2 separate regions of the Homo sapiens genome follow, and region 1 is linked to region 2. Evidence: chromatin loops called from intact Hi-C (ENCODE). Cell type or tissue: heart left ventricle. All regions are shown on one strand. Each heading gives the region's core, and the rest is flanking DNA. Links, peaks and the distances in the headings are about the cores only.

Region 1 (5,379 bases), core at 306-5,305, 52 kb before region 2:
TTGTGGTATGGTGTGTATGTGATGTGTGTGTGGTGTGTGTGGTATGTATGAGCATGTGGTGTGTGTGGTGTGGTATTTATGAGCATGTGGTGTGTGTGGTGTGTATGTGTGTGGTATGGTGTGTATGTAATGTGTGGTGTGTATGTGACGTGTGATGTGTATGTGTGTGATATGGTGTGTATGTGACGTGTGTGTGTGATTGTGTGTGGTGTGTGTGGTACATATGAGCATGTGTGCGTGGTGTGTATGTGCGTGGTATGGTGTGTATGTGATGTGTGGTGTGTGTGTGGTGTGTGTGGTATGTATGAGCATGTGTGTGTGGCATGTATGTGTATGGTGTGGTGTGTATGTCATGTGTGGGGGGTGTGTGTGTGTGTGTGATATGTATGAGCATGTAGTGTGTGTGGTGTGTGGTGTGTGCTGTGAGTGTGTGTGTTACCTACTGATGTTGAAAGAGACCTGGGACCCATTCCCTCGGCGCGGCAGAGCCCTGCTTTCCTAGCTGTGAGCCGGCCTTCAGTCCTCTCCACTGACTTGGCCCGGAAAGCAGCAGGGGCCCTGTTTGGTGAGTTACGTTTACACGTGGAGCATGAGAAGGCCCACATTTGGCTAAAAAGAGTACAAATCTAGTCCCCTGCTGAATGAAGGCCTGTGTGGTTGTGCACTGCACAGTGGTGCCTGAGCTGCTATCTGACAGCACGTGGTCACCTTTCCTCCCGTGCATGTCCTGGGACAGCTGGGGCTGCACCTGACCATCTGGGTAGGACTCAGGCTCCTGCAGGCTCCTGGATCAGGCTGCCTTCCTGAGCAGCTGCGTGTGTTTACCTGGAGATCCGAGAGAGCCTCTGTCTCCTGTAACTTCGCACCTTGTGTACTCAGAGTCATCTCGATGTCAGCCATTTTTTCTTCGGAGCAGGTTTTCATTGCTGGAAAGGCATGAGTGGGGACTCAGGGGAGCATCTAAGTAGACTCTGGAAATTCCAGTGGTAAACTCGGAGCATTTTTGTATATTGCCTTGGGCTGAACTTGCATAGCCATCTGGAACTCTCTTAGGCTTGGTGGCCTGATATCTATGAGGGAGACTAACCCTCCTTTCTGGGGGGATCTGCCAGAAGAGATGGGTTTTATTTTTGTATTAGTCAGCTTTTGCTGCAGTAGCAAATGATGGCCTCCAAAAGTCTCAGTAATTTGTAACAGCAACCACTTGTTTGTCACTCAGAGGACTTCAGGTCCCTGGAGCTCTGTCGGACTCAGCTGGGCCTAATGGAGGTCCCTGTGTCTTTTATTCTGGGTCCCAGGTTGAAGGGACAGCAGCTCTCTGAGGCATGCTGCTCTCATGGCAGCGGGGAGATGGCAAGGGGCAAGCAGAAATGCATGATTCCTCTTCAAGTTGCCACCTGGAACGGACACACTTTCACTTTTGCTCACTTTTACTGGTCAAAGCAAGACACCTGGCCAAGCCCAAGGTTCCTGGAGAGGAAAGTGCGCTCTCTACTGCCAGGCAAGCACAAGTCACAAGATGACATGTGGAGCTGCATGAAAGGAGGTAGGACATAAGAGTTGGGGACAATAATCTACACTAATCTGCTGGAATTTATTTATCACAGAAGGGGGTAGTCTGTTGCTTCCTAAGTGATCTCATCCCATCCCATGGCTTCCAATCCCACCTACACCGATGACTCCCAGATAGTTGCATTCCTGGGCTTCCCTTCACACTCAAATTCCTGTATCCAAAATTTTACTTGACGTCTTACTTGGATACCCAATAAGCATCTTTGAAATCCTCCAGTAGTTCGAGTTCTCTCAATAAATGCTGAAAACTGATGGCATCATCCTTCACTTTTTTTCTGGGAAGCCATGAGTAAAGTATGTCTAAGGTCCTTCTTACTGAACAAGGCTGTGCTTGACAGAATGTCTAGAAGGAGCTTCCAAACAGATTCTACTTTCCAAGATTTTTAGACCTGTCTTGTTTTAGGACTAAATTTACCAGCCTGCTGCTGCGGAACCACTCTGCTCCCCACCACACTTGTGTACTGGGAAACTTGATTTAGCCTGGTGGAGAGAAAGCCTGTCCTTGGGCAATAGTGAATGATAGAGTCCACGTTTAGGCCTGCATCTTTCTTTCTCCAAAATCCATGCTTTTCCCACTACACAAATGTCATTGATAATACCAGCTACTCATGGCATCCTTAAAATCTTGGTGATGGGGATATTTTATTGGTTAGGAATCTCTATTTTTAAATGTATTAAAAATTCCATTCCTTACCTGTGAGACAATGTAACCTGTAAAAGTAAGTAAGACCATTGTTCTTTTTTATTGGTCATGTTCAAATTACACTATTGCTCCTTCCTAAGCAGACGAGCTGGCTGCGGGCCTGCAGAGTGTGCTGGGGATTTTGCAGTTAGAAGCCAGAAGTCAGGTTTGGCCGTCATACATGAGTAGGAGGGTTGAATTGGCATTGTTTTTACGTCCTGGGAGATGTGAGCAAGAGCAAAAGAATAAGTCATCGCCTTTCTGTTGCATAACCTCTTCATCCCCACAAACGAACCAAACCAAACCCACACCAGCCATATCAAACCAGATCAGAACAAAGAGCCAAACAGCAGAAGACACTTGCTGAAGGCACTAGCTTATGCTGAAGAAATGCAATAATGATTTATGGACTCTCTGTATCTAACACTTTAAATGTTGATTTACGGAGGAGTCAGAGCCCAGATATTCCAACCAAGTGCAGCACTTTAGCTTGGCTGGCGTTCTGTGGCGTTTCAATGGGATTTTCACTGCATACTTTCCCATTCAAGTGTGCAAAGCATTTCGAGTCTGAATAATACTAAGCACATTCAAGATTCATTCAAAGACTGCAGACTTTGTCAAGTATCTTCTTTTCTTCTGGGATTGATTCAGGCAATTAGACCATAACCTACATGTTTTCTTCCTCTTTTGTTTATGTTGGTATTCTCATAATAACCATGACGAATTATCTTCCAGGATAAAATGAATGCTCCAGGTACTGGAAAGTGATGACAATGATGCTACATTAAGCCACAATGCCATAAATTCACAGATGTGACAGTATACTGAGGTGTGGCAATAGCTGACTAGCTAATTTATGAAGCCGTAAGGCTGGTAATAAATTCTGGCCCTATAAACAGTGTCAGGCAAGGTAGGCTGAAATAGAATAGATTCACCAATACATTGTGTAGGGCCTCCTGAGCTATCCCTGTTAGAATCTCAGAAAAGTGATGCTTTTATGATTGCTAGATCTCCTGTGCCATTTTTTTGGGGTCTTTAAATAAATGACTAAGGGCCACAGTTTTAATTAGCTGCAAGGCCAGAGAGTGAAGCAGGCTAGGATCACAGTGAGATTAAATGGGGGAGCAGGAGGGAAGAGACAGGGGAGGGAGTAAGAGGAATAGAGAGGAGGAGGATGAGGGGAGGGAGCAAGAGGAATAGAGAGGAGGAGGATGAGGAAATGTCTCAGAGAAACACATCCCATGTCTTGGAGAAATATGTGCCCAAGGCTCTTCTCTGGCTCTCTGGATACCAGGTGTGTGGGCTGTAATTCTAGACTCCATTGACTTATGAAGCTGAAGCTCTGAAGTACATTCAGCTTAGTATCTGGACTGGCTGGAGCATGGGGAAGGAAGTCGGTCTACAGGTAGAGTGTGTCATTGACACCATCTTGGAGAAGTCAGGGAAGTGGATGGTGGTAGGTCACAATGACTGTTGGCTTAATGTGAGGTGTCTGACAGACTCAGTGGTCTTCCCACTGAACCCGGCTTTGCATGACCCTGGTTGAATTGCATCTACTTCATGTTTCAGGTCCTTATCCAGGGACTAACTTTGACTTATTGAGTACTTGCTAAATTTTCAGGATTGGGTTCTGCCCTTTAACGCTTAGTTTTCCTAGCAACCCTGGTGGGTAAGTCTAATTTTATTCTCATTTGATAGTTGATGAAACAGAGGCACAAAGTTGTCACTTGAGCAATGTCACACTGCTAGTGAGTGGTAGAGGGGAGCTAGAACCCACATGGATGTGACTAACCTCTGCTCACTCTGTCTCCTGCCCCACAGAGGGTGATGCTGAGAGGTCTGTGTTGTAAAGGAGGCAGTGCTGTTGCTGATGCTATTGACAGAATGGCTACATTACCTACAAACCATTGCCTTTCTCTAGAAGAATCCTATTCTCAAGGAGTTAGTATTAGCCATTTTGTTAAGTTCTGTTTTAAAGTTGTTCCCCCCCAACCTCCCCGCCAAATGAGAGAGCTTGCCTGCTCTTGTCCACTTAGGGACCTTATAGTTAAGGTGTCTTAAGATGTCACCAACCAAACCTTTTGCTTTTGGGGCCAGAAAAGGTCTATTAGAGTCAATCTGCTCCACGTTACTTTGTGATTCTCACTCTGTGCCACTTTATCCTTGTCAGTTGTTATTTTAGGGGCATGCATTGTTTTACCGGTTAATGATCCTGATCTTCCTGTTTTCATTTTTATCTTTCCTGAATGCACCTGTTCGTTCCGAGATGATCATCTGCCCTGTTTCATGACAAGGCTGTTTTCACCACTCAGTGCCTCTTAACAGGATGGTCTTGCTCCTTGCTTGGCTGTCAACTTCTCACTGGGGCTGCATTCTTCCAGATTATTCTGGCTTAGTCTTGCTTTTCCAGACTCTTCTACTTTCTGATCCTACTGTTGATGGTCTGGAAGGCTCTGCTCTCCCCATTCCCATTGTCAAGTGGGCAAAGTTGTAAATGGTACTCCATGACACGTGTGGGCTTGGGCCTACCCCTTATTCATTCTTTTAAGCCTCGTCCTGCCAGGTGCTGCTCCAGGCTGGCCTTGTCCTGCCTGTGGTCTCTTCCTTCTGTCATCTGTTGTCTGGGTCGGTGCCACTGTGGGGGAAAACAAAGGCCTTCCCTACCTTCCTGCCCAGAGACAGATTCCATTTAGTTCTTCTTCAGCAGTGGACTCTAAACAAACCCTTTGGGAAACAAAGACAACAGATATGAACATGACATATCAAATATCAACAATGGGATGGGGATGGTACAGAAACAGCAGGACATCTCTGTACCATCTAAATGAAATAGAAACCTTTCCAGTGACTTGAGTTAGTACTTGGAATAGAAATGAGTTCAGGACTTGTCCTGTTTTATGTTCAGTGAATGTTATATGAAGAGATGAAGGGGTGAGGAAGAAAGGTTAAGCAAGCAGAATGCCTACTATATTTATTTATGCTTTAAACACATCCATTAAGACCCTTGACAATGAAAGCATGGATATAATTTTAAAGAACATTTTGCATTTATTAAACAAAATGTTCTCCTAAATGTCAGTGATGGACTTTAGTGTGTGAAGAATTCCCAACCTTGGGCAGGTCAT
Region 2 (5,379 bases), core at 108-5,107:
ACTTGGTGATTTTGTACAAGTTCCTTAGTTTCTTTGTGCCTTGGTCTCATTTTATATGAAACGGAAGCATCTGTTTTGCAGGGTTCGTGGGAGATTAAACGAGTTAGTACATTTAGACCCCACTGAGTACTAAACAATTGTGAGCTATCACTGTGATCTATAAAATGAGGGTGGCGTACCCATCTTAAAGATAAAACATCATCCTGTCTCTGATACCTATGGAGCAACATGAGCATGTTTTACAAAACACTGAGTGGAGTGAAAAATACAGAAAACAGAACGCGCTTTGTAGCACATGCTACTTACATACATAAAAAAGTTATATACTCCTCAAGCAACATCACAGGGTTTTCCAGGGTACATACATACCTAACCATATAGATCACATTGGAGTGGGTGCTTGCCTGTGTGGCACATGCTGGCTAGTTGCTTTGAGAAGTGGTTGGGGATAAGGGAAAAAATAATCATATGCAAATAAAACAAGTTAATAACAGTGATGTTTTTATGTGGCACAGTGGGTCCTCCATGCTGGCAGGAGCATGAGTTTGTACAAGCACTTTTGTATTGGCTTGGTGTTACCTAGTAAAGCTGAAGATGTGCCTAGCCTGTGATCCAGCAGTCTCACCCTGGGTCTGTATTCCCTTGTACCTGAGCACCAGGAGGTATGTATGAGCAAAAACAGAACAACCCAAGTGTCCATCTACAGAAAAGTGGATACATAAACCTATTGTACTCCACCAATGGAGTACTATACAGCAGTGAAAAATAAACTCCAAGTGTCTATCTGTAGCCATGTATCAGTGTGGATGGTTCTCATATGTGAGTAGAAAAAAGTCACAGATTACATACAATATGATTCCACAAATAAAGATTAAAAAGAGGCAACATTAAAAAGCATATTATTCAGAGAAACGTAATATGTGTTGAAAAGAAAAATAAGGAAAAAAAACCACATAACTCAGCATTGGAATTACCTTGTCAGGGAGGGGAGAGTTTTAGGGGAAAGGCATAAGGGGCTTCTGAGGTCCTGGGGCTGACTGTTGTGGACTAGGGAGTACCTGCAAAGGTGTTTGCTTCTTATTCTTTAAATTGCACAAATAGATTATATATCCTGTTTTGTGTGTACTATTTGCAACAAAAATACCAAAAGAAGAGAGAGGAAAAATTAGGTGGCTCATAGTGAAGTCAGTCTTGAGAGGAAGGTACTTTCTAGTTGTAAAACTCATTGTACTTTAGCAAATCATCACATTAGAGATCACTTGGTCTGATGCTGTTCTAGCTGCAAGGAAAGGTGGGAGCTACTGCTGGTCAAGTGACTTCCTTGAAGCTCAGGCTGTGCCTGTTCCAAAGCTGGGCACGGGCCGTTTCCAAGTTGAGTGTGTCCTCCTGCCTTGGCTTTGTGAGTTTTTCCACCGCACCCTTTTGCGATGAGGAATGATTTGGAGACTGCTTCTGACTTGGGCTCGTTTATTCATTCAACAAACATTTAGCAAACCTTCCATGTACCCCACTGGGGGTGGGGGGGGAGGGAGAGAAGGGATCAAAAAGACACAGCATCTGCCACTCAGGGCATGGGTCACCTGTTCTCAAACACTTCGGGCACAGCGAAGCTGCTAGAGAGGGACAGGGGAGCTGCTGCTGGGGTCTGGGCAGGATCTCAGGGGGGCTGCCTGTAGTCTGCACCTTCACCTGCTCCACTGGCTCACCCCCTATCACCCCTGTGTCCTGCCGACAGCATCTATGTTCAGCAGCCGCTGCTTCTGCCTGTAAGCCTCCTGGCAGAGGATCTTCCTGGGATCACACCTTGCTGTCTCTTCCAGGTGAAGCAGGCAGGTGACCCTCGGGTGCTTGATGAGGCTGGGGGTTCATAGGTCCACTCACCTGTAGCAGGCGAGTACAGATGCCTGAAGTTGGACCCTCCATCGACACGTCCTCTGTCCTCCAGCTCATGAAGGGTGTCCAGGCTCAATTCAGCTAAGCTAATCACTAGATACTGCTCCGTAAGATTTTGTGTGAGGATCAGGCACCAACAATGGATGACAGGGGAAACAAAGTCACTGTTCAGGTTTCTAGTTGCTGTTCACATGTGGGGAAGGACTAAAAACCCAGCTTACCCAGGATTTGTTTGTAATTAGGATTTTCACCCCTTGGCTTCCTTTTCCCTTTGGCTTTTATACTTTTGCTCATTTTTATGAGTGTGCTGGGGCCAGATGATCTCAGTGTGAAGCTTGGCTCCACCTGTTACTAGCTGCCTCAGTTTCCTCAGCTGTAAAATGGGAATGAAATAGTGCATCTACCCCATAGAATCACGAGGAATAAATTAGCTAATGAGTTTAGAGCATTCAAAGCGGTGCCTGGCACTCAGTGAGACTTATTATCACATCACATTACGTATTGTCAATATAATAATATGCACACCATGTTAATTATATAACATTAATATTTTTAAACAATATAGCATATTATTAATCTATAATGTTGTATACTAGCATACTGGTGCATATAGCAGTGGAAGGGGAGATACTGTTACATATAGCAGTGGAAGGGGAGATACTGTTACATATAGCAGTGGAAGGAGAAAAGTAAGAAGGGGAAATCTTACGGAAAAAATTAAATTGACCCAGGGTCAGTACTTCCCAAGAAGTGAACTGAAGCACTTCTTTCCCACATTGTTCCACGGCTGCCGCTCTGGAAGTAACGCTAAATATTTCTGACCATAAAAGACGCTAAACTTAAACTCTGTGTCTGTTTCATAGACGGAAGAGTCTAAAACAGTTTCAGAAGTAGCAGCGTTCTGTGCGAGGTCACTGTGAAGCCTGAGAGCCCAGCAGATGAGCCGAGCTCTTTTCAATAACACGAAGCAGATGCAGAAAGCGCCCGAATCTGCCTTGCGAGGAAGGGATTAGGCGATGTCTCGGGGCTGGTGATGATTTATCCCATCGCTATGGCGAAGGGTGGATTTCACGATGGAGCCCCCACTGGCTGACAAAAGACTCATTGAGTTGTAAGCATTTCTCACAGTTTGCAAATCTGATTTATAGTAACTGTGCTTCACAGGAAGGTGAAAGTTTATCCTTTTGAGAATATACTCAAAAGAGACAGAGTTCCCCCGCCCCCAAAGTCTGTCTACTATGAAGCTGATGTAAGTCTTTGATATGCTGCCTATTTTTTCTCAATAAATCAGCTTTGATCAGTTTCCAGCCTGGTTAGCACATCCCGATGAGCCCTGTGACTTTGTGGCCGTGTATAGCTGCTTTTTCGTTTTTTGTACTTTCATTTTTCTGCAGGATGATGGCACAATTAAAATTTCTACAATGAGTACTTTTATAATCAGAAAAATAATATTGCTTTAAAATATCAAGATATTTAATATGGCACAATAATAGAGACCCTGCCTACAGATTTCTTTATGTGCGTGGTCTCGAGCTGGACTGTACCTTCTGTTTCTCCTTCTCACTGGGTTCCTGCACCCCTCAGGGTCGCCATGCTGGGCACCCTCCAGGGCCAGATTCCAATGCGGTGCTCAGTTCCTGTAGCCTTTGGAACGGTGTTCAGCATGTGTGCAGCAGGGTTTAGTGAAGTAGTGAAGTGTTCCCCAGACATGCTGCACAATCCCCCCCCCAGTCTGGCGATTCCTCGTTAAGATTCAGTGAGGCTGACATTCAGTAGGGGGCACCAACTTAATCAGGAAGTGTAAGAGGGGTTTGGAGGAGATTCACAATCACTTCCCAGGAGAATGGGTGGAAGTTGCGCATGGTTAGCCTAGACCCCCTCTGGGGCAGTTTCCCTGAGGAGTTGGTTAAAATGCAGATTCCTGGTATCTAAAGCTTCTTCTCCAGTAAGTTTGGGTTGGAGCCCAGGATGCTGCAGTTCAAGCACCTGAAGTGTTTCTGCGTATCTTGCTCAGATAATTGATAGTTATCAACAATTAACCTAGCCTTAGATAATCGATAAATATTTATAAAAGGAACCATGTTTTTTGTTTCTTTGTTTCTTCATTGAAGGCTGCTGTCTTTTGCGTGGCTTCTGTGAATATCCTAGTCACACCTCTAAGGGTTTAGAGAGCATTATTTGGCCTTGGGTTTCAAAACATCAGCAAGTCTCTTCGGCTCCACTATTTGGTGTCATAGAGCCCAGAAGAGAAGTGACACTTGTTGCTTCTTCCACCTTATAGGAAATTAACTTAGGAATCGGAGTCAATAATTTTGCTTAGGGTTAGCCCCCAGTAGTTGAGTGTTTTAGAGACATCAGCAAGGTTGGCATCACTGTCTCTGACTTAGCCCTGTCTGTGCAATTGGGGGTTGAGGATCATTATCCTCGTTGTAGGACTCAGTGTGGGGCCACTGTTGTGGGGGAAGCAGGAATTGGAGGGTACAGTGGTTCAGGACACTAAATTAGCATTTTCCCATGGGGACACCCAACTCTTTCTTACTAATGAATAGGAAGAAGTCCTACTTATTATGGGTTTTTGCTGGTTTAATCTTCACCTTCTTTTCCTTCTGTGTCTTCTTTACCTTCTGATCGCAAAATCCCATGGTGTATTGGTATGAAAGAATGATCATTGATACCAGATCACCCAATTCTGCCCATCTATACTTCTCCAGGAAGTATCTGAGAGCACTATTTTATCACATTCTATTGTGGTTTTTAATCTTTGCTGATTTGATGGGTGACAATGGAGTTTTATAGATGTTAGCACTTGGAAACTTGTGAGCTTGATCATCTCTTCATACTCTTCACACACTTATCAACAAGTTACGTTATCTCATTTGTGATATTTTTGGATCCAATTTCAATCTAATCATTCAGAATTGCTGGGCTACAGCATGAACTGAACAGATGATGTCCCCGCCTGCATGAAGCTTCCATTCCCGTGGCTGAGATAGAATGTGCTCAAGGGAATAGTTACAAATCAGGTGGTGCTGGTTGGTATTCTCCAGAACAAAGCAGGAGAAGCAAGAGACTGAGGAAGGGAGAGGTAGAATTTTACACGAAAGGTTAGGGAAGGTCATAGGGAGGAGGTGACATTCAAGCTGAGACCCGAAGGGAGTGGGAGCATGAGCCGTATGATCACACGGGGAAGAGTATTGCAGAGAGAGGGAACAGCATGTGCAAAGGCCCTTTGGCAGGAGCTCTCCTGGCACTTTCAAGTAACGGCAAGGAGACTGGGGGCTGGCGTGGAGTGAGGTTAAAGCTGCAGGATGTGAGTTGGAGGCATGCTGGTGAGGCTGTGTTGTAGACTTCTGTTAAGCAAGGATAAGGGCATTTCCATTTTATTTGGCACACTGCGGGAGGAGAACCATTGGAAGGTTCATAGCAGATGTGATCTGATTGAATTTTTTAAAGCTTTCTTGAAGTATAATTTACATTGGTTGAAGT

The links. A loop is a pair of places that touch in the nucleus more often than their neighbours do. Peaks named below come from ENCODE experiments on the same cell type or tissue, not always from the same donor. Only the 100,000 strongest peaks of a DNase experiment are listed, where the experiment ranks them.
Region 1: it touches region 2 in a loop (4-fold over the local background); 1 of 110 quality-filtered maps calls a loop at or near these places.

Annotation. Positions count from the first base shown.
Region 1 is chr21:38,617,420-38,622,798 of GRCh38, reverse strand. It overlaps a transcript of ERG not described here. Among named protein-coding and RNA genes, the nearest start is that of ERG, 120 kb to the right of the region's middle. In heart left ventricle, for the core only: no CTCF peak of the experiment used is centred there; a DNase peak (open chromatin) is centred at 2,372.
Region 2 is chr21:38,565,317-38,570,695 of GRCh38, reverse strand. It overlaps a transcript of ERG not described here. Among named protein-coding and RNA genes, the nearest start is that of ERG, 70 kb to the right of the region's middle. In heart left ventricle, for the core only: no CTCF peak of the experiment used is centred there; no DNase peak of the experiment used is centred there; H3K4me3 peaks cover 884 bases; H3K27me3 peaks cover 1,439 bases.